Regions from separate parts of the Mus musculus genome. Here region 1 is linked to region 2. The links are chromatin loops, found by intact Hi-C in ENCODE. Cell type or tissue: gastrocnemius. All regions are shown on one strand. Links, peaks and the distances in the headings refer to the core of each region. The heading gives the core; the rest is flanking DNA. Region 1 overlaps Arhgap45 (Rho GTPase activating protein 45). Region 2 holds the start of Cbarp (calcium channel, voltage-dependent, beta subunit associated regulatory protein).

The links. Hi-C counts contacts between places; a loop is a spot of excess contacts. Peaks named below come from ENCODE experiments on the same cell type or tissue, not always from the same donor. Only the 100,000 strongest peaks of a DNase experiment are listed, where the experiment ranks them.
Region 1: it touches region 2 in a loop (2.3-fold over the local background); 1 of 42 quality-filtered maps calls a loop at or near these places.

The regions. Positions count from the first base shown.
Region 1 is chr10:80,028,068-80,038,375 of GRCm38, reverse strand. Arhgap45 (Rho GTPase activating protein 45) reads right to left here. Exons shown (of 23, transcript NM_001142701.1): 20 at 9,493-9,719; 21 at 9,193-9,403; 22 at 8,000-8,087; 23 at 6,905-7,644. The coding sequence ends at 7,328. Polr2e (polymerase (RNA) II (DNA directed) polypeptide E) reads left to right here. Exons shown (of 7, transcript NM_025554.2): 3 at 992-1,188; 4 at 1,403-1,461; 5 at 1,534-1,612; 6 at 1,778-1,849; 7 at 2,075-2,423. The coding sequence ends at 1,843. Among named protein-coding and RNA genes, the nearest start is that of Polr2e, 6.4 kb to the left of the region's middle. In gastrocnemius, for the core only: a CTCF peak has its summit at 4,233 (motif pointing left); a DNase peak (open chromatin) is centred at 5,045; H3K27ac peaks cover 3,162 bases.
Region 2 is chr10:80,128,281-80,138,588 of GRCm38, reverse strand. Cbarp (calcium channel, voltage-dependent, beta subunit associated regulatory protein) reads left to right here and starts at 1,202. Exons shown (of 9, transcript NM_001195268.1): 1 at 1,202-1,301; 2 at 1,407-1,546; 3 at 1,651-1,715; 4 at 2,095-2,239; 5 at 3,043-3,214; 6 at 3,343-3,471; 7 at 3,821-4,028; 8 at 5,404-5,584; 9 at 6,338-8,155. The coding sequence starts at 1,209. The coding sequence ends at 7,301. Stk11 (serine/threonine kinase 11) reads right to left here. Exons shown (of 10, transcript NM_011492.5): 9 at 8,478-8,684; 10 at 7,910-8,333. The coding sequence ends at 8,491. In gastrocnemius, for the core only: a CTCF peak has its summit at 5,196 (motif pointing right); DNase peaks (open chromatin) are centred at 5,096 and 6,940; H3K27ac peaks cover 1,222 bases.

The sequences.
Region 1 (10,308 bases), core at 2,630-6,629, 99 kb after region 2:
ATGTCCCACTCTGGCCTAACGCTGCCTGTAAGATTGTGGCAGCTGCCTGCTTTTGTCCCTGTCTCCCCTGGGAAGCCTCCCTTTTGCTGGTGTCGTTTTCATCCCATAAGCCCCAGAACCAGCTCTCAGCCCTCCACCCCCTGGCTCCTATATGCTGTATTCTATAGCTTCTGCCTGGGAGTCCCAGGGCCAGCTATGCCACCCCCACACCCCCTGTGTGCTGTATTCTACAGCTTCTGCCAGCAGCGCAGGTGTCTTGTGGGAGTGAAGGCTATTGGGGAGCCCAGGACCTCCCTGTGCAGCTACATTCAGTCTCCCCAGACAGCTTGCCTCTTTTAATACCTAATGCTTTGTGGCCCCGGGACCTGGTTTTTAGTGTGAGAATTGGGGGGTGCGGGGATGGGCATGGTAGCATATGCCTGTAAGCCCAGTGTTTGAGAGGCAGAGGCAGGCAGTCGAGGCCAGCCTGGTCTATACAATGACTTCCGGGACAACTATGGAGGGCATTGGTTCTCAGCCTTCCTGATGCTGGGACCCCTTAGTACACTTCACATTGTGACCTCCAACCATAAAATCTTCATTGCTAATTCATAACTAATTTTGCTACTATTATGAGTCATAATGTAAATATACCTGTGTTTATCCAGCAATTTGCAAACTAGGTGGCCTGGGTCTGCTCCTGCGCTCTGCCTGAGGAGACAAGGCTAGCCTCATGTAGACACAGGGTCCATCTCTTGGTCAGTCAGTTTCTCCTTGAGGCTGTCTAAGCTGACAGTACCATATCCCCCAAACCCCAGAGCTGCTGAGAGCCCCCACCCCCGTTCCAGGGGGGCCGCAGTTCCTGCATACCCTGCAGCTTCTGCAGTGATAGCTGAGCCCCCTGGCAGCCCCATCATGGCTGCCTTGATGTTCTAGTCTTCCCTTGCAAGCAGAGAAACTAAGACCACAGGCTCCAGTAGTGAGTGTGAGGGTGGTGCTTGTGTGCCCGCAGAGGAGCCCAAGGTGGGCATCAAGACCATCAAGGTATACTGCCAGCGCATGCAGGAGGAAAACATCACACGGGCGCTGATTGTGGTGCAGCAGGGCATGACGCCCTCCGCCAAGCAGTCCCTGGTGGACATGGCCCCGAAGTATGTGCTGGAACAGTTTCTACAGCAGGAGCTGCTCATCAATATCACAGAGCACGAGGTGTGTGTGGTGGGGTGGGGCGTAGTGCTGCCTGCATCCAGGACACGGGCCGGGGCGGGGTGCTTCCCCGGTTTTGGCCCTGAGCATCCAACTTGGTGATATTAATAGCCTGGTTTTGTCCTCTGTCCCAGCCCCATGACAATACCCATTAGTCTGTTGGTCTGTTGAAGTTCCTGATGGCCGCGTGCCTGTGGGTGGGTCTCTGTCTCCACAGCTAGTCCCTGAGCACGTGGTCATGACAAAGGAGGAGGTGACTGAACTGCTGGCTCGATAGTATCCTTTACTCTGTCCCCACACCCCCCTCACCCCAGCGCTGCCCGCCAGCTGCTTCCTTGACTGTTCTAGCAAGCTTCGTGAGAGCCAGCTACCCAGAATCCAGGCCGGGGACCCAGTGGCACGGTACTTTGGGATCAAGCGAGGGCAGGTGAGAAGCCACAGTGGTTGTTCCCCTCCTAGGCCCTTTGGGAATTATTGGATCTCCCTGGTTCCTCCATCTCCTCCCTGTCTCTGAGGCCAAGACCACCATTGCCATAGGCCAGTGGTCCCAAGGCCCTGCCACCACCACTCCCTCGCCTGCCTGCTCCCACAGGTCGTGAAGATCATCCGCCCCAGTGAGACGGCTGGCCGCTACATCACCTACCGCCTGGTGCAGTAGCCGCAGGTGAGCCCAGCACTGCCCAGATGAGCCTGCTACTTGTCCTTGACCCGGTAGAGGGTCAGAGCTGCACCCACAAAAATAAAATGTAACGGGAGGGTAGGCTTGAATCCTAATGCCCAGGGGCAAAGGCAGGCAGATGTCTGTGAGTTCCAGACCAGCCAGGGCTACATAGTAAGCCTCAGAAAGCAAGCAAACAAACAAACCCAAAACAACCCATACTCTTGCCAGGGGAAACCTAGTGCTCAGAGACTGAAGCAGGAGGATTGCTGCACATCTGTGGACTCCTTCTCGGTGTGAGTGTCTCCAGGAAAACAATGAAGAGGAACCCACAGCTGCACCGCATGCAGGGAAACCCAGAGCCCACTGCTCTGCACAGCACCCTGACAGCTGTGGGCCACAGCCTGTGGGTCATAACTGGATTGCCTTTTGACTGACGGGTTCCGTCCTGGCCATTGTCGCAGGATGAGTGACTCCAGAGCTGCAGCCACACCCCCACTCCTTACTCCAGGGTCACTGTTCTGTTCAGAGTTCTCCATTCTCGAAGGACTCTCCTGAGAATTAAAGGATACTTTGATAAGTTACTGTGGTGCAATCCTAGAGAGCCTTGGCTCAGGGTGCGTTCTGTCCCTCCTGGAGCTCCCAGTTGCTCCTGCCTGAGCGGCCAGGGCCTTGCCACTCTTGCTCTGTGGAGTGGTTTCCGAAGACACACTTGAGTTACCACACAGCAGACTCCCTGTTGTGGAACTGTGGAGGGACTTGTACCATGCAATTGCCAGGCTCCTGGGCCACACCCAGCCCTTCCTATCCACTTTGAGGTTTGAGAGAGGGCAGTACAGGGGCTTCCTGAGTGACTGGGGTGACCCTTCAGTCCATGCTCTCCTGCCCATCTCTGTGCTGAGGTGGTAGAGTCCCATCCTGTGCTCAGATTGGCCTAGAAGCTGAGCCTCCTGCCTCCGGCTCACCTATGCTCTACCCCAAGGTACCAGCTAACGGCCCAAGTCCCCTCCCTTCCTTACACAGCTCAGTAGTGCTGGCTATGTTCATGAGGTCCTGCAGCAATCAGGACAGCAATTCCAGGACAGTATGTCAGCCATGTTAGTGCCGTCAGCCAGCCAGCCAACCCTGCCTCTCCAGCATTCAGGAGTTCGCTTCCTGTTCTGGTCTCCTGCCATTGTCCCACACTGTTGTCTTTGTCTGCGTCTCGAGCAGGGTGTCCCTAGGGTTTTGCCACACTGGCTGCTGCTAGAGCCTCATGTCTGTTGATGGCTGCGTGATACTGGGCTTGTCGCACGTAGCATTGCTGTGTCTGGCACACACCAGGGGGGTTGGGGGGGGGGGGTTCATGTGCTGAAATCAGATGGCTCCAGTTTGGGACAAGGTCCCCCAGTATGTGTAACCCAGGCTTCCCTGAGACTTAAAAACCTCCCTCCCTCAGCCTCCTGTGTGCTGGGCTGAAAGGTGTGTGCTACCACAAATAGGTTACAAACATTTGGTTTTGCCCTCTGCCCTGCTTGTGTGTGGAGGTGAGGATAGCCAGGTTGTCAGCCAGGGAGCTTCCTGGGCGTCTACCTCCCATCTTGCTCCTAGGAAGCTGAGATTAGATGTTCAATATGGCTCCTGCTTCCATGTGTCTCCTGCCCTGGCTGTTCTCGAACCAGGCCGGCCTCGAACTCAGAAACACGCCTGCCTCTGCCTCCCAAGCGCTGGGATTAAAGGCATGCGTCACCACTGCCCGGCTCTCTCACAGGTCTTCTGGAGGTGAGAGCCAGGCCTGTGTGGCTTGGAGCTCAGAGTTCTACCTTCCTCTGCTCTATCACACCCAGCTTTTTACCTTTTGTCTGACTTCTGAGGATGCCTGCTGTTCCCATCCCCAGAACTGAAGTTACAGATGGTTGTGGACCAACATGTGGGTGCTGGGAGCTGAACCTGGGAGAATGGCCTGTGCCCTTACCTCTGTGCCAGGTCTTAAAGCCAACTCCATCCTTTTCTTTTTGTTTATTTTTTAAAAATATTTCTTTATGTAAGTGTTCTTTCTTTATACACACCAGAAGAGGGCAACAGATGGTTGTGAGCCTCCCTGTGGATTCTGGGAATTGAACTCAGAATCTCTGGAAGATCAGTCATTGCTCCTAACCACTGAGCCATTCCTTTCCATATTTTCTTAGACACACATTGGTCACATTGAGCTCTCCAGAGGGCTTCAGTGCACCTGACCCTGTGTCCTACAGTAGGGTGGAATCCTCAAAGGCAGCCTGAGAGCTGCTGATTCCTGGTCCTCCTGCAGAGCTGTGGGCACCTCAGGTCATGAGACGAGTCTGAGATTTCTGGAGTTCCCAGCAGGCTTCCCCTCCTGTCTGTAGGAGGATGAGTCTGCCCTCTAGAGGAACACTCAGATTCATCCTGGCCAAAACCTGCCAGGCCTAGAAGGGCGTGGAAGTCTCCCTCCCAGAGGCCCTCACTCGGAGTGTTGGGGTCCCTGTAGGCAGGAGCAGGGAAGGGATAGAGTTTGTGCCTCCAAGGGGCACAGCTTCAGTGTGGGCAGATGGAGAATGGAGACAGGTGACACTGAAGGGTCTCACTTAGTTCTTTGGTCACCACAGGCTAAGGGCCGAGAGTAAGCTTAGCTAAAGTTCACCCTCTCTGAAGTCACACAAGAAGAGCCAGGGAGTCCACTGTGTCCCTCAGCCTTTGGTGGGTGTGACTTGAACACCCGTCTAGCATTGGGAAGCCCTGGGTTTTATGCTCAGCGCTGCACTGTCAACTTCCTAGCAGCCCCACCTTGGTGGCTTTTTATGACCTATACTGTTTGACTTACTGAATAGGGCACACCACTTCTCAGCCTCTGGGCAAGGTTCTCGTGACTTTCAAGTAAGTCAGGATCAGGGTGTGGCTCAATGGGTCAGTCATGGGGGCGGGAGGGGGGGAGGGCTTGTTTCAATTCCAAAATAGTGCAAGGCAGTGCATGAGCCATCTCTAATCTGAGCACTTGGGGAGGGGGCTCTGTGAGTTCCAGACGACCCAGGGCCACATAGACCCGGCATAAAAACAAACAACTTCAAAAGAAGAAGCCAAATTGTATGATTATGAGGTTAACAAATACATTCACTGGCAACCAACCATGTGTTAGTTCCTCTCTTGAAGAAGAACTGAGTCCAGACTACCTTCATGTCTGGGTCCTGGCCTGGGGCCAAGACATTTTGTTTACCAAGATCAGGGCAGCCCCTGAAGTGCTTACCACAACTCTGTCCTGACCATCTCTGAGTCACCCTGCACTCAGGCATTTTATCTGTGCCTGTGGTGTGCTGCAGGCTTCTGGCTGACCCTTCAACAGGAAGCCCCCCAGAGAAAGCCCCACCCCAGGAAGAAAGGCCCCTTCCCCTCTTGCTGATAGCAGGATGGGTGAGAATTCTCTTGACTCCTGTCCTTGGGATAACAAGCTGGCTTCTCCTTTCCAGCATCTCTAGCCTTCAATTCACCACGTAGCTGAGGACCATGAACTTTGGATCTGTGCTGCCCCATCCCCCAAACCTCACCTCGTGTCCGTGTCCGGTGAGCTGGGATGACAGGCGTGCCCCACCCCAGCTTCTCAAGGACCTGGGGATTCCCCTGGGTCAGGCAAGCACAGTCCTTGCTGCAAAGTGGCATTTCTTCTGAGACCTGCACACTGAGTTGATGTGGGGAGTGTCCTAGGGCCACCTATGTGTGAGGACAGGGGCTGAGAAGGGTGGCAGGTGCTACTCGCCCCTCCCGAGGCTGAAGCTCTGCAGGACAGGGTTTCTTCCCCAGAACTACAAAAAATAAATGAAATGTAGTTTGTAAACAAAGAACAAAACCCACAAAAAGACTGGCATGGTGGCGACATGCCTTTGATCCTAGCACTCAGGAGGCAGAGACAAGCCAGCCTGGTCTACAGAATGAGTTCCAGGACAGCCAAAGCTATGTAGAGAGATCCTGTCTCAAAAAGCCAAAAACTAAAAATAAATAAAATGTAGTTGGCAGACTGGGTATAGCGTACAGACAGCTGTCATCCCCACACTTGGTTTGCTGAACCTGGAGGATGCTGTTAATCAAGATTAGCCTGGACTACAGGCTAGTCCTCCAGACGTTGAAGGGGCTTGCTGCCAGCCTGACAACCCACATTTAATCCTCAGAGGCAGCATAGTGGGAGGAGAGAACTGTAAGCTGTCCTCTGACCTCTCCAGCGTCTGTACAAACAGCATACACTACAAATAATAAAAACAAGAGACAGCGACATCCCTGCATCACGCAGCCAGGAAATCACAGAGGAACCTAGAGCCCTGGTCAAACTCAAGACCTTAAACTACTAAACCATAAAATTAAAGCAAGAACCTGAGCCTGGGCTCAGTGGATAAAGCACTTGCATGCGTGGAACCCTGTCGTCCTAGCACTCTGGAGGTAGAGGCAGGAGGGAGGATTGGTAGTTTAAGGTCTTCTTTGGCCACACAGCAAGTTCGAGGCCAGCCTCTGAAATCCTGTCTCAAAAGGGAAAAAGTAAAACAAAACAAAGAAACCAACCAACAAACAAAAACTGTACTTGCACACTCTTCTGGGCAGCTCTGCCTCAACTGGTCAGAAATTGTCACAAGTGTGTGTTCAGGACTGCCTGACTTAATAGCTCCCCAGAGTTGCTGTCACAGGATGGTCCCCACAGCTTGGGCCACCTCCTGAGCCTTTGCTTGAACTGGACTCAGAAAACAGACCAAGGAAGATGGATTTAAAATGTAGGCCAGTCCCTCGAGAGCCCTGGCTGCCCTCGCACAGCGCAGGTGCAGGATCTGGGCCCTCTGCTCACCTCTGCAGGCACAGCATGAGCATGACTCACAGACCCATAGGCAAAACACGAACTCACAAAGTAAATGTTACAAAAGCAAGATGCAGTTCGGTGTTGTGGCACTTGCCTTTCATTCCAGTGGGTAGGATGCTGAAGGAGGCAGATCCCTGTGAGTTCAAGGCCAGCCTAATCTAAATAAGGGGCTTTAGGATAGCCAGGGCTCCAAATGAGACCCTGTCTGAGAAGCAAAAGAACAAGATCGGGCTGTGGCAGTTGGTTAAGAAGTTTATTTCAAGAAAATTGTGAGTTCATGTGGAAAGCTCCTTTACTGCTCCTTGGGAGAGACCCACTGTGTGCCCCCACCCGTCTGTCCATGTCCAGCCTCCTGCAAGATTCCTGAAGCCAGAGCCACCTCCAGCTCCACACACAGAGGTCAGGGCTGTACCCGCTCAGACACATCCAGACTGATGGGGACCATGGGAGAGATGAGGCCATCATGGGAATCTGCAGCTGCATCCCCACAGGCACACAAAGGCCAGGCAACTCCATCTGGGACTGTTATCCATCTGTGTCCATGGTACCAGGGAGCCCTGATCTCCCTGAAGTTCCTCGGCATTGTGAGGAACACCCCCCTCCCCCCGAGTCAAAGGCTGACATTGAGCTGATGGTCCCTGCCATCACCACCCAGCTCAGACGAACTGTGGCTGCCGCTCCTGACTGGTGCCACCTGTGATCTGCCCTCCTCGGAGCCGCATGGTGGGCAGAGGGGCCCGTGATGTGTTGTTGGACTGGTTGGTGTTGAAGTGACACAGCCACGGACCCGGGGCTCCATCCTCACCCTCCAGCTGTTCCTCACTGCCACTATGGCTCTGGGGACCTTCCTCCAGGCCTGCCTCGGTCTGCTCCAGGAAACTGAGGCGGTGTAGAGCACTGGCGTCCGAGGATGAAAGGGGGTCAGAAGCGTCTTCCAGCTCAGAGTCCGAGTCATTAGATGCCGCGTGAGATTCTGGGGCCAAGAGAAGAGGACACAGGGAGGGATGAGGGGAGATGAGCGTGAGCGCGAGTCTGGAGTGCGCAGGCACACACACACACACACACACACACACACACACACAGACCTAAAGACAGGAGAGAAACATGTCTTGTGACCAAGACGAAGCCATATGAGACTCCGTTCTTTCCCCTCTGCTGGCTCTGCTGTGGGTCTACAGACACAGGCCCGCCTCTCCACCCTCCGTCCCCTCCCTGGGATGGGTGGCCACTAACACAGTATGGGAAAAGGCAGTTCATGAGAACAACCCATCATGACAGTGACGCGGCGTGACCTGACCACCCTGTGGTCTGTGGGCCCCACTCCTCACCTCGGCTTCCGTCCTCTGCCTCCTCCTGCAGGGGGAAGACAATGCCCTCAGCAGACTCCAGCTGGCCACACTGGGTGGATGCCCCCTCCTGAATTGAGAAAAGGTGGGGCTAGCTCCAGCATGCCCCACCTCTGCTTCTAGCCTTCATGTATGTAATCTTTATTTTTAGTGTTTGGGTGTTTTGACTGCACAGATCTACAGGTACTGTGTGCTTGTGTGTATCCTCTCTGCTCATGAAGGCAAAAGACTGCGTCTGATATACTGGAAATTAAAGTCACAGACAATTGTGAGCTGACCCTTGAGAGCTGAGAAAAGAATCCAGCCGTCTGCAATAGGAACTGGAACTTGGAGTGCTAAGCCTGACCATCTCCAACCCCTTCACCCAGAAACTTCTCCGTGGGTTGGTCTTGTGAGACAGGATTTCTCTGTGTAGCCCTTGCTGTCCAGAAACTCACTCTGTAGAACAGGCAGCCCTCAAATTCACAGAGATCCTCCTGCCTCTGCCTCCTGCCAGCTGGAACTAAACGTGTGTGCCTCTACTAGGCAGCTCAGACTTATTTTTTTAATTTTTTTTTAAGATTTATTTATTGATTATATGTAAGTACACTGTAGCTGTCCTCAGACACTCCAGAAGAGGGTGTCAGATCTCGTTACAGATGGTTGTGAGCCACCGTGTGGTTGCTGGGAATTGAACTCAGGATCTTCGGAAGAGCAGTCAGTGCTCTTAACCACTGAGCCATCTCTCTAGCCCCCTTTTTTAACTTCTTAATAATTTACTTCGTTGAGATAGGGTCTCAATATATATCCTTGGCTGGCCTGGAACCCTCTATGTAAACCATAGTAGTCTGGAATTCATAGAGTTGTACCTGCCTCTGCCTCCCCAGTGCTGTAATTAAAAGTGGTGTTTGTTTGTTTTTGGATACAGCAACATAAGGTTCTCATGTAGCCCAGGCTAGCTTCAAACTTGTTCTGTAGCTGGCGCTAGCCTTGAAGCCCTTGCCCTCCTCCCTCCATTCCTGAGTCCTGGGATGAGAAGCCCACATAGCAACCTGGCTTACTGGTGCTGGCGATGGAACCAGAACCCAGGGCTTCCTGTAAGCTGGTCCAGCGCTCTACTACTGAGATGGGCCCAGAATCCTGCGAGCATATTTGTGTCACTTCCCTATAGCCTAAGGGGCTTCCACCTCCCTTACCTGGCTGCCAGGCGCCTCCTCTGGCTCCTCCTCAAAGACCAGGCCGTAGTGGACAATCAGAGTCTCAATAACTCGGGCCTGGTGGGGATAATCCACCAGAGAAGAGAGGGACACGGTGGCGTCAGTGGGTCGAGGCCGCAACAGTGTGGGCCCGAAAACGATGCCCAGGTTCCCAGGGGTCATCTTGTTATCCTGCTCCATTTCCACGATCCTGGGGAGGGGCAGAGTTGGGTGTAGGTGGGTGTGGCTCCGGGACACCCCCACCCCCAGTCAGCTCTTGCACCACACAGGGACCCTCACCTTCGCAAGTGCTTCAGCAGGTATAAGAGTGTGGCCCGGTTTTCGGCTGGCAGATCCTGCATGAGCTCACGCAGGCGGCCCACCATAGCCAAGGTTGCAGCCTCACTCTCGGACCCACCCTGCCGACCCCGGCTCGCTGCCTTAGCTTCGGCTTCGGCCTTTAGGCTGTCCTTAGCTAGTCCCACCAGCTCATGGTAGAAGCGAAAAGAGATAAGGGGCTCCGGTAGCTGCAGGGTGACACATTTAGAGAGAGGTCACTGGGCCTGGCCTAGCCAACTTGAGTACCTGACGAGCCCCTCCCCCTGCCAGGTCCTGGTCAAGCCTACCACCTTAAGTCCGGTCTGGCCTCAGACCTGCTAGAGGCTTGTCCATCAACGTTAGCCACGCCCACCACTGCAAGAGCCCCACTGTACTACACTCACAATTCCCCATCCATTCCTGTACCAGTCACCCCCTGCCTATCCACCTCTAGGCACGCCCACCAGCTCAGAACCTTTCTGGCTCCAGCCCAGCTCTGACCACGCCCATCGTGCTTGGGTCCCACCCACTGCAGTGTCTGGGTCCACCTCATCCATGCTTCAAACCTTCACTAGTCCTAGCAATGCCTGGTGGCTGATCCAACCTAGTTTTAGCTCCACCAATACAGAGTGACTGAAGCCCATCACCATGCCGCTGCTCAGGCTCCATAGCCATACCCACCCAGCAATTGCCACGCCTATTAGCATAGAATGTGACCCTCTCCCATTTACAATACCACCCCACCCGTCCCCATGCACACACCTGCCCCCCCCCCCCAATAGTCTCTAGCAAACTCAC
Region 2 (10,308 bases), core at 3,526-7,525:
CGTATGCGCCCCATGCCACCCACCAAAATTGATGCCCGCTGCTCTCTGCCTGGGTGCGCTGAGGAAACGTAGCCTTCTGGGGGGGGGTACATCGTTTATTCAGGTTTCGCCCCACAACTCCTCCACCATCCAGTCTGAAAAACACTGGTGACGGTGGAGCCTGCGGGCTCTTCTTCCATGGGAAAGGGGTTTGCATGCTCACGCTGGTGTGGGAAGTAGGGATGGATGGCCAAAATGGCCTTTATTACTCCAGAATCATCTTCATTCCCGGACTGAGTCAGGTGCAGTTTTAACAAGCCCCTTCTGAATCCACCCCACCCCATGATGTGCCCTAGCCTCAGTTTCTCCACGCTTCTGGCAGAGGCCTGGTGAGCAGCCATCTTGGCCAAGCCTTGGGGCGCCCCTGTGGGCGGCCTCCCCCGCGCCCCCGCCCGCCTCCCTCTGCTTGGCAACAGCCCCCCCCCCCCCCCCCGCCACTGCGCGGCCCTGCGCACCGTCGCCATGGGAACCAAAATTTTCAGGCCAGGAACAGATGAGCGTCTTTTGTCCTTTGCACTCCCACCAGTGTGGGGAACAAGGACCTTTCCCTATCGAGTCGTGACTGGGGGTGGGGGAATCATTAGTACAGCCCCGCCCACACCTTAGGTGCACTACCTTCAATTCCTTTTCTGCACCATGAGACCCTGAGACAAGAAGGACACCTGGGATGTTGCCTGAGTATGCTGTGGAGGCGTCATGTGTTTGTTCCTCCAAGGGTGCTTTCCCTTTCCTGGGCATGGCTGCGCTACCTTGCCGGTCTGGCCACCCCAGCCAGCCAGGGAGGTGGTTGGCATTTGGGAAAGCCACATTTACACACACACATACACACACACACACACACACACACACACACACACACACACACACACACACAGTGCTGCGCAAGCGCGATGACACCTTTTATGTGATAAAGATGGCGAAAGAGAGGTCCTGGCGTGTGTGTGTGTGGGGGGGGGGGGGAGCCTTGGCTCCAGGCACCCCTGCGGGGATGGGGAGTTGGGGGGGCACTCACATTGTAAGACTCGGCCCCACCTGTCCATGAGTCACCCCAGTGACGGCGGCTGCTGCTGCTGCACGGGGACGTAGGGGCTGACTTGCAGGGGCTCTTGTGGGGAGGGGCCGGCAGAGCTGAACCTGAGCTGGCTCTATGCCCTACTTGTAGCCTCAAAATGCAGCCCACGGCCACCATGGCCACAGCGGCCGCCACTACCGCCACTGTTGCCCTGACGACTTCGTGGGACAATGCCACCAGCCGCCCCACGGTGGGTTGGGTGACTCCTGGAGACTGGGGGTAGAGGTGGGATGGAAACCCCACTCTGCGGTGGAGCCCTGACATGCCCCGCCCTGTGCACTCAACCCCGACTCAGGCGGAGCCTGACCCCATCTTGGACAACTATGTGCTGCTGGTGGTGGTGATGTCGCTGTTCGTTGGAGGCACGCTGGTGGTGCTGTCTGGCGTTCTTCTGCTCTGCAAACGCTGCTGGGAGGTGCACCAGCGCTTCAACAGGTGCTTGTCCTGGGAACCACTTGACACATGCCCAGGCGCGCTTGCAGAGCCTCAGAGTGGAGACGCCCCATTCCTGCTCACTCTTCTTCCCCTTTCTTCCTCAGGGCCATGGAGGAAGCAGAGAAGACCACCACTACTTATCTGGACAACGGCACCCACCCTATACAAGGTGAGGGGCCCGCGCGGCTTGCAGCACCCCTAGCTGCACTTGACTGTGCCTCCCGCCGCGCCCCACCCCTCGGCCCCCTGCCCGCCCCCTCGGGCCGCCTGACGGTCTGTCTGTCTGTCTCCCCCACCAGACTGGGCGCAGTTCGAGTCCGACTCATCTCTGTTTCCTTAACGCCCAGGCGTAGGTGCGCACAGGCGCGTGCTGAGAGCGAGTGAGTGTGTGAGCGGATGAGCGAGTGCCCGCCGCCCCGCCCAGCCCGCCCCGTCCTGCCCTCACTCGGCCCGTGCCCCCCTCCCAGCCCACCCCGCCCAGCGGCCTGCCTGGCAGCCAGACACGCGCGGCCCACCCCGGGCCCACCCTCTCTTGGCTCTCCTCACAGACCCCGACTGCAGGGGGGAAGACCCCGAGGGCCAGGACACCGAAACAGAGCGCTTCCTAGCCACCAGCTCCACCGGCCGCCGCGTGTCCTTCAACGAGGCTGCCCTGTTTGAACAGAGCCGCAAGGCTCAGGACAAGGGCCGCCGGTGAGAGAAGTCAGGGGGAGGTCACAGCAGCTTGGTGATGAAAGCTGGGGATCCTGGCTCAGGTCTCTTGGTATGGGCTGGCAGGGTGGAGAGTAGAGTAAGTATCAATATCGAGGTCTAAGCAAGGCTGAGGCAGGAGAATTACTAGAGTTATTTTTAAATTTTTACCTATTTATATGTCTTTGTGTGGGGGTATGTACATGTGGTTTCAAGTGCCCACAGAGGCCAGAAGAGGGTGTCAGATCTCTCTGGAGCTAGAATTACAGGTGGTTCTGAGTAGCTCAGTATAGGTGCTGGGAACCCAACTCAGGTCCTCTGCAAGAGCCATAGTGCTCTTAACTCCTGAGCCATGGTTCCAGCCCCAATTGCTACAAATTTCAGACCCCGACTGGTCTGCATAGAAAATACACAGAGAGAGTTCCAGGTCAGCCATGGGTGTATTTCAAAGACCTGCTTTAAAAAGAACACCAGCACATGGTGGGCAGAGCCAGGAAGATTGCTGCAAAGTTCAAGGCCAAACCCAGGCTAGAGAGTGAGACCTGGTCTCAAAAAACAAACAAACAAATGGCAGTCTCCAGCAGAGGCAGGTGGGTATTTAGTGAGTTTAAGCCCAGCCTGGTCTACATAGAGAGACCTTGTCTCAGAAATTAAACAAAAACCTGTCACCCCAGCATTTGATAGGTGGAGGCATGAGAATTAAAAGCTCAAAGTCTTAAACAGGGAGAGACCTGTCTGTCAAGATGTTAAATGTAGGTGCTATGCGAGGGACTGCCAAGGGCTGACTGCTGGGGTCCCCAACATAGGTACACCCTGACAGAAGGGGATTTCCATCACCTCAAGAATGCCCGCCTCACCCACCTCCACCTACCGCCCCTCAAAATCGCTACTATCCATGAGTGTGATTCGGGGGAGGCCAGTGCAGCGGCCACACCCCACCCAGCTACCACCTCCAAGGACAGCTTGGCTATTTTCCAGGTGAGGTCAAGGTTACAGCTGCCTGTGGTCTTCAGCAGGTCTTGGAAGGCTGGGGTGGGAAGGTGGGATCGCCCCTCACCTACTTGTACTCTCTGTCCCTCCTCCCTCACCAACCTCTCTGTTCACAGCCCCCTGGGAAAACCCTCACCGGCCACTCAGTCGGCCCCAGCTCCGCCCTGCCAGGAGGTCCCTACAACTCCGTGGACTTCTCAGAGATCAGCCCCTCAACCTCCAGTGACTCTGGGGAGGGCATTTCGGTGAGGGTTCCCTCTGGTGTCCCTACAGTATCCCAAGATCTTGGTGACTTCTTTCTCAGAACCACTCTGCTCCCAGACCATGGTACTTTAGGATTCCCTGTAAGAGCCAGGCTGGTGGGAAGAGTGGACAGCTTCACTTAAAGCCCAAGGAACAGAACTTGTAGGCAGGATCCTTCCCCCGTGAAAGGCAGGATTCAGGGCAGGATGGCAGAGCTGGCTTGAGAAGGGTTGCCAGAAGGGAGTGGCCAAAGGCACACTTCATGGGGACCCAGGGATTGGGCCAGGGCCTGCTGGGGAGGGGATCCCGTTCCTGCCTGACAGTTATCCCTACTTCCCCCCACCTCTCCAGTTAGATGCAGGTACCCGGGGTGCCAAGGCTGCTGGGCCTGAAACAGTGCCTGGGGAGATGGGCACAGGCTCCTCCGGGTCGGGCACTGTTTTGCAATTCTTCACTCGGCTACGCCGACATGCCAGCCTGGATGGAGCCAGCCCCTACTTCAAGGTCAAGAAATGGAAGCTGGAGCCCAGCCAGAGAGCGTCCAGTCTGGACACGAGAGGTAAGGCATTCCAGAGTGACTATGACCTCCAGGGGCCATCTTGATGGAGGCCTCTCAAATGGCCAGGGACTCCCAGGGCCTGAATGTCTCTAGGAAAGCTGTCAGTTGCTGGTACCCTGTCTCTTAGGCACATGACCATCCTGTCACCGGTGCTCCAAGGCCCCCGGGGTGCTCAGAGCTGGTGTGGTCCCCCCTTCATCCATCAGCACACCGATCCCCTAGCTCCCTGGACCTCCACCTGGTCCTTTTGCCTGTATGACTTTGAGTTGTTGAAACAAGCCATTGGGATAGAGGACCGCGCCAGCCTGCGTGAAGCCGAGGCTCCCTCTCCAGTGTTTTGGTGCACATTCCCAGTACATGGAAGGGCAGCAGTTGGAGGACAAGAGCTCATTGCCAGCCTCAGCTATGTAGATTTGAGGCTAGCCTTGGCTACATGAGAGCCTATCTCCAAAAAAAGACAAAGGGAGCATTGGACTAATTTTAGGATTTATGAATGCCTTTTATTTTGAGGTGTCTCACTGTGTGTCCCAAGTAGACCTTGAACTTCCTGCAGCCCTCTTGAAGTGCTCGGATTAGCAGCAGGACACGCCATGCCCAGCTAATCCCCAAAACTTTCAATAAGGCCCTGGACTGTAACAATCTGGGTGTTTGTGAGGACAGTGTCCCATCTCAGCTGTTGCTTTAGGAAGTGACTTCCATATGCAAATGAGTGTGGCCTGTGCCCATAAAGCAGTTTACACAAACAGGTAGCAGCCTGCTGGCCCTAGGATACAGGGCTGCCTAATTGTAGGGTGCCCTGGCCTTGCTTAAGACAGTGCCACGTAGGTACTGACCTTTCCTGTGGGGGAGGAGGTGGAAGACACAGGGTGAGGGAGTACCAGGGAGGACCTGGGTGGCAGAGGGCTCACTTCACTTCCTTTCTGCGGTGCTCTGGTGGGAGGGGCAGTCCTCTTGACTGCCTGGTAAGGATCTGGGCTCTGAGCTGGAGTCAGGATTCCTGGTGCAGATTAGCCATAACCACTGGTGCAGCCCCATGGCTCCCAGCCCACATGGAGGACTGCCCACTCTGGCAGTTCTATTTGGGGTAAGATCCTGGCTTCTGGCCAGGAGCTGGGGGCACGGGTGGTGCAGTTCACCTAAGCTTCCCAGGGCATGGTGCGGCCTGCAGGTGGCATCTTCCTCCCTCCCTCCCATGCAGGCTCCCAACAACCCCAGCTTGCTTAGGCCATGACTTCAGCAAGAGCTGGGCCATTCGAGGCTCTGGGCATCCTTTCTCATGGCCACACGGGTCCAGCCAGGGTCATCCGGACTGCCGTCCTGTGAGGGCTTTCAGCCCACGCCTAATCTCTGGTTCTGGCCTGATCTTCAACTGCAGGTTCCCCTAAGAGGCACCACTTTCAGCGGCAGCGGGCAGCCAGTGAGAGCATGGAGCAGGAGGGGGACGTCCCCCATGCCGACTTCATTCAGTACATTGCCAGCGCAGGCGACTCGGTGGCCTTCCCACCCCCCCGCCCCTTTCTGGCCAGCCCCACCAGCCCGCCCCCCACTCTCGGCAGGTATTTTTCAGTAGATAGAGGTGCTAAGGGTGGGCCTGTGGGCCCCTGCCCTGCCCCGTCCCCCATAGGTGGCCCAGGGACTGCCCTCCTGGCCCTGTGGACACGAACTCGAGTCACCCTGGCCACCTCGTGGGGGCCACCTCTCCAACGCAGACCGGAGAAGGAGGAGGGAAGCAGGGAGAGCTTGGGTAAGGGTAGGTGGGCAGTTGATGGTCCCAGGGTTTCCAAGATGAGACACCCTCCAGAGCAGGGCAGTGGGCTGGGGCCTCCTGTGGCCTTGCCGATATGTGGCAGGCTCCGAGGCCTGAAGGGCTCCTCAGTGGTGCCAGCATCCCTTCTGCCTACCTGCACTCCTGATGTATGCCTGACCCCAATCAAGGAGCGGCCTTGCTAACAGCTGCAATCAGAAATAACCTCCCTCCCTCCAAGTCAAAAACAAAACTCCCAAATGCTAAAACCACTGGGATGCAGGCTGAGGCCTTGCAAACTTGGGGCTGACCCTTAGCTTCATTGATTCACACCTGGCTGTATCAGCCCTTGACCAGTGGGTGCAGTAACCTAGGACAAGGGGCTGATGATTTGGAGTCTGTTTCAGGTCCATTCTCTTGGTACCCTTGCAAATCAAGAGTTACTTAGGAGTGGCCCAGACCCCATGGGAGACCCTCCGTGTCCATAGTCCCTAAAGCACAAACATGTGGCCGGCAGGGCAGGGCAATGCCTGCAGGCTCTGACCACATGGGCCTGGCCTTGCAGGCTAGAGGCAGCAGAGGCGGCGGGAGGAGCGAGCCCTGAGACTCCTCCGGAGCATGGCATCAGTTTGGGGCCCGAGCATGCGCAGCAGCAGGACCCGCAGCAAGAGCAGGACGCCGAGCATGCACAGTGCAGCTACCGTGACCTGTGGAGCCTTCGTGCTTCGCTCGAGCTCCATGCAGCCACTGCATCGGACCACAGCAGCAGCGGCAATGACCGCGACTCAGTGCGCAGCGGCGATAGCTCGGGCTCGGGTTCCGGAGGTGGAGGGGCAGCACCCGCCTTCCCACCCCCTCCGGAGTCTCCACCTGCTTTGAGGCCTAAGGACGGCGAAGCCCGCCGCCTGCTACAGATGGACAGTGGCTATGCGAGCATCGAGGGGCGCGGAGCAGGCGACGAAGTTTCAGAACTTCCTGCTCCAGCCCGCAGTCCTCCCCGCAGCCCGCGAGCCTGGCCACGCAGGCCGCGCCGCGATTACAGCATCGACGAGAAGACGGACGCTCTTTTCCATGAGTTCCTGCGCCATGACCCTCATTTTGACGATGCACCGCGTCACCGCACACGTGCACATCCTCACACTCATGCGCGGAAGCAATGGCAACAGAGAGGACGGCAGCACAGCGACCCCGGTGGTGCACGTGCAGCCACGCCCCCTGGAGTGGCCCGCCCTACACGTGCGCCATTACGCCGTGGGGACAGCGTTGATTGTCCTCCTGAAGGCCGTGCGCTGCCCATCACGGGTGATGACCCATCCATTCCTGTCATCGAGGAGGAGCCTGGCGGTGGAGGCGGTGGTTGCCCAGGCTCTGGGTTGTGCGTTGAGCCCGCCGGGGCCCTGCTAGACAAGCTAGCAGCCAGCCTCGACGAGAGACTCTTCTCTCCCCGTCTTGCTGAGCCAGTTGCCTCATCCCAGGTGCTGATTGTCGCTGCTGCTGCCCCTACATCCCCTGACCACAGCCCGGCCTAAGCTCTGTACTGGACCTGCCTCTCTGCTGCTTCTCCGGCAGCACATGGGGCTGCTGTGGGAATGGTGGCAACAGCGGGAGCAACCTGAGGTGGCCGTGCATGGGTACACGGCCCCCAAATCCCAAGTGTGCACATATAGTGTCCCCTGGGCACTTAGCGCAGTGGCCTCCGGAAGCAAGAGGCTCCAGGACCCAGGCTCAACTGCAGGGAGGATGACGAGACTGGACTCTCCGGTCCATATATGGTTGACCCCAGCACCCAGCCTCTGGCCACAGATGCTGGTGGAGCAGGTTCTGAGGTGCATGTGCAGCCTCCCTCCAGGATCAGCTGACCCTCCACTCGTGAGCACTGGCAGGCAGTAACACTGCCTGCCACTGTGTGAGCGAACCTACTGGAGGTGAAGTGACTGTGGGGCACTGAGGATCAGAGAGGAGCTCGCCGCCCCATATTCTGAGTTGATTTACCCTGTCCATGGTATGCGCTCTACCTTTCCTCTCTGAGCAATAACCGACCGCGCCTGCTCTCTGCATGTGCACAGGCTCCCCGTCTCATTCCTCCCCGAGAGCCTTGGGCTTTGGACACAACGGACAGAACAGCCCAGGTGGCAGCTTCAAGTTTCCCAAGCTTTATTTATTGCCAAAAGATAGGGCAGACTCGCTGTGAGTGCCTGCCCACTCCCTGCCCTGCGCCCTCTGTGGTTGGTCGTGTTGTCTGGTTAATCATAAATGTCTCTGCATATTTGTTTGCTCTGGGTTTTCTCTGCAGGCCACCCTGTGCCCCGCCTGCTCCATATTTCCAAACACCCTCATAGCCATAGCTCAAATCCACCTGTTTTATTAAAAAAAAAGAAACCAACCCAAAGACAGCGAGGCTCGCAGGGCGGCATGCAGGCAAGGCCGGCCAGTGGTCTCGACATAAAGTGCTTCTGGGGCAGCAGGTCCGCCCTCGGCTCCAACGTCCCGAAGTGAGTGGACAGGCAGGCCTGGAAAACCCAGCCTTGCAGGGACACCTGCCCAGAGATCCTGATGACACACTGTTGGTAGAATGGGTGGTCACTTAGTACCACCTCAACCACCAGACCTTCCCCCTTGCAGCACTGCCCTACGGGAAGGAGCTAGGAGCCCAGCAGACACCCACTGTGAACACCAGGGATGGCTGGACCCAGGCCCATGCCCACCTGTAGGCCTCAGTCACTGCTGCTTGCAGGCCGAGAGCCGGCGGATCTTGTTGCTGGAGCACACCTTGCGCGCAGGGTTGGCGGTGCCAGGTCGGCCTTCTGGCTTCACCTTGCTGCTGAGCTGGGGCTCTGTGCCATTCACACAAACAGCCTTGGGCAAACTGTGGCTCTGTCCATTCTGACCCACTTCCTCTTCCAGGACCTGTCCTACGGGAAGATGGCAAGCATAGCTTGAGCCAAGGGGCAGGTAGCTCAAAGCCCCAGGGCCCAGCCAGCCCCAACTGTGACAGAGGCTGGTCGGAGGTGCTCTAGCCTCTGGTGCCACCCACCCCTCAGTAGCTCCAAAGGCAAGCAGGCCCACTGCCTTCACAGTGCTATGCCCTGGCCCTCCTGCAGCATGCCCACGCTCACCTGCCTGTCTAGCCTGGGCAGCCCAGCACCAGCTCACAGAGCTCTCCAAGGGAGAGGCTCTAGACCCTCAGTACAGGCACAAGGAGATGAAGCATTCGGCCTGGGAGCTACTAGCTGCGATGAGCACCGGGAAGGAGATCATCCAGCTGAGGGCTGCAGACCAGCTTGCTCTGTTGGCCTGCCCTCGCAGTGGGACAAAAGATGGCCTCTCCTGAAGCTTCCCAGGCTCCAGAGGTCAGTGTCTACATGTAACTCCACAGTCCAGTGCTTGGCAATGCGGCTGTGGAACCCAGCACACAGCCCACTGCCCACGCTCCTGGATCCAGAATTTCTCTCCCAAACCCTCTGACTTGGCCACACTAGCAGCACCCACTCTGGCTCACTCTGCATGGGACTGAGGCTTGAGGTCAGGTGGACTCTGAGAAAGCATCTGTCCCCTCCTCCACACAAGGCACTGAGTAGAAAGCCCCTGTCCTGTTGCTGCAGAGTCCGACCCTCATGCCAAGTACAGAGGGATCAGGCTATCCTCAGAGCACGGTCACTTCACTCTGTGCAACACTACCCCATTTGACAAATGGGCTCCATGGCCAACCAGTGTCCCCAGACCCTTGCCTTCCTTCAAACCACAGCAGCCTTAAGGGTCCCTCATGCAACCAGCACCTAAGTACATCTTCTCCCCAGCAGAGAAACCAGCTCTCAGCCAGGAGCCCAGCCTGTGGGACAGTCTAGACAAGGGCTCCACGTGACAGAGTAGAAGACACTATTCCCACATAGGGATGCTTTAAACCTTAGAAAGGGCTGTGGCCAAGGCCCATACTGGACATCAGGTGTATACCTGTCCTTGTGGATTCCACCTGGCACCCAGCGGGCACTGCTATTAGAACTCTCAATTGCTACAGGAGACACAGTAGCCCAAGGTCCTTACCCTCCCACCAAAGCTATTTGAAAGGCCAGGAGCTAAGTGGGACTGGCATGCAGGCCACAGGAACAAAGGCCCCAAGAGCCCCTGGCTGGTGGCCACCCTGGCACTGAGGACCTAGCTCAGGCCTTGGACCCAGGCATGTTCTCTGAAACCCTGGTGGGGAGCCTGTCAGGGTAGTGACAGGAGGGAAGTCGCGGCAAGCATCCACCTGCAGACACAGTGGACAAAGCTTTATGGAGGACATGGGTGGGGCAGCAGACAGGGAGCTACACTAAAGCCCCAAACCCCTCCTCGGGCTCCTCTCCAGGAAGGCCTGCGCCCTGGCTCTTCCACATGCATGTGTCGCATGCATCCTCGCTAAGCCCTGCCTCGGCCGCCTCCTCGACACCTGGGGAAGAAGGCGATATAAGGTCAGGCATGGCCAGGACCGAGGGCCACTGGACCCTCCCTCAGGTGGCTGTCTCAGGGCCCCTACCCACTGCCCTCCAGGGTTCCCCT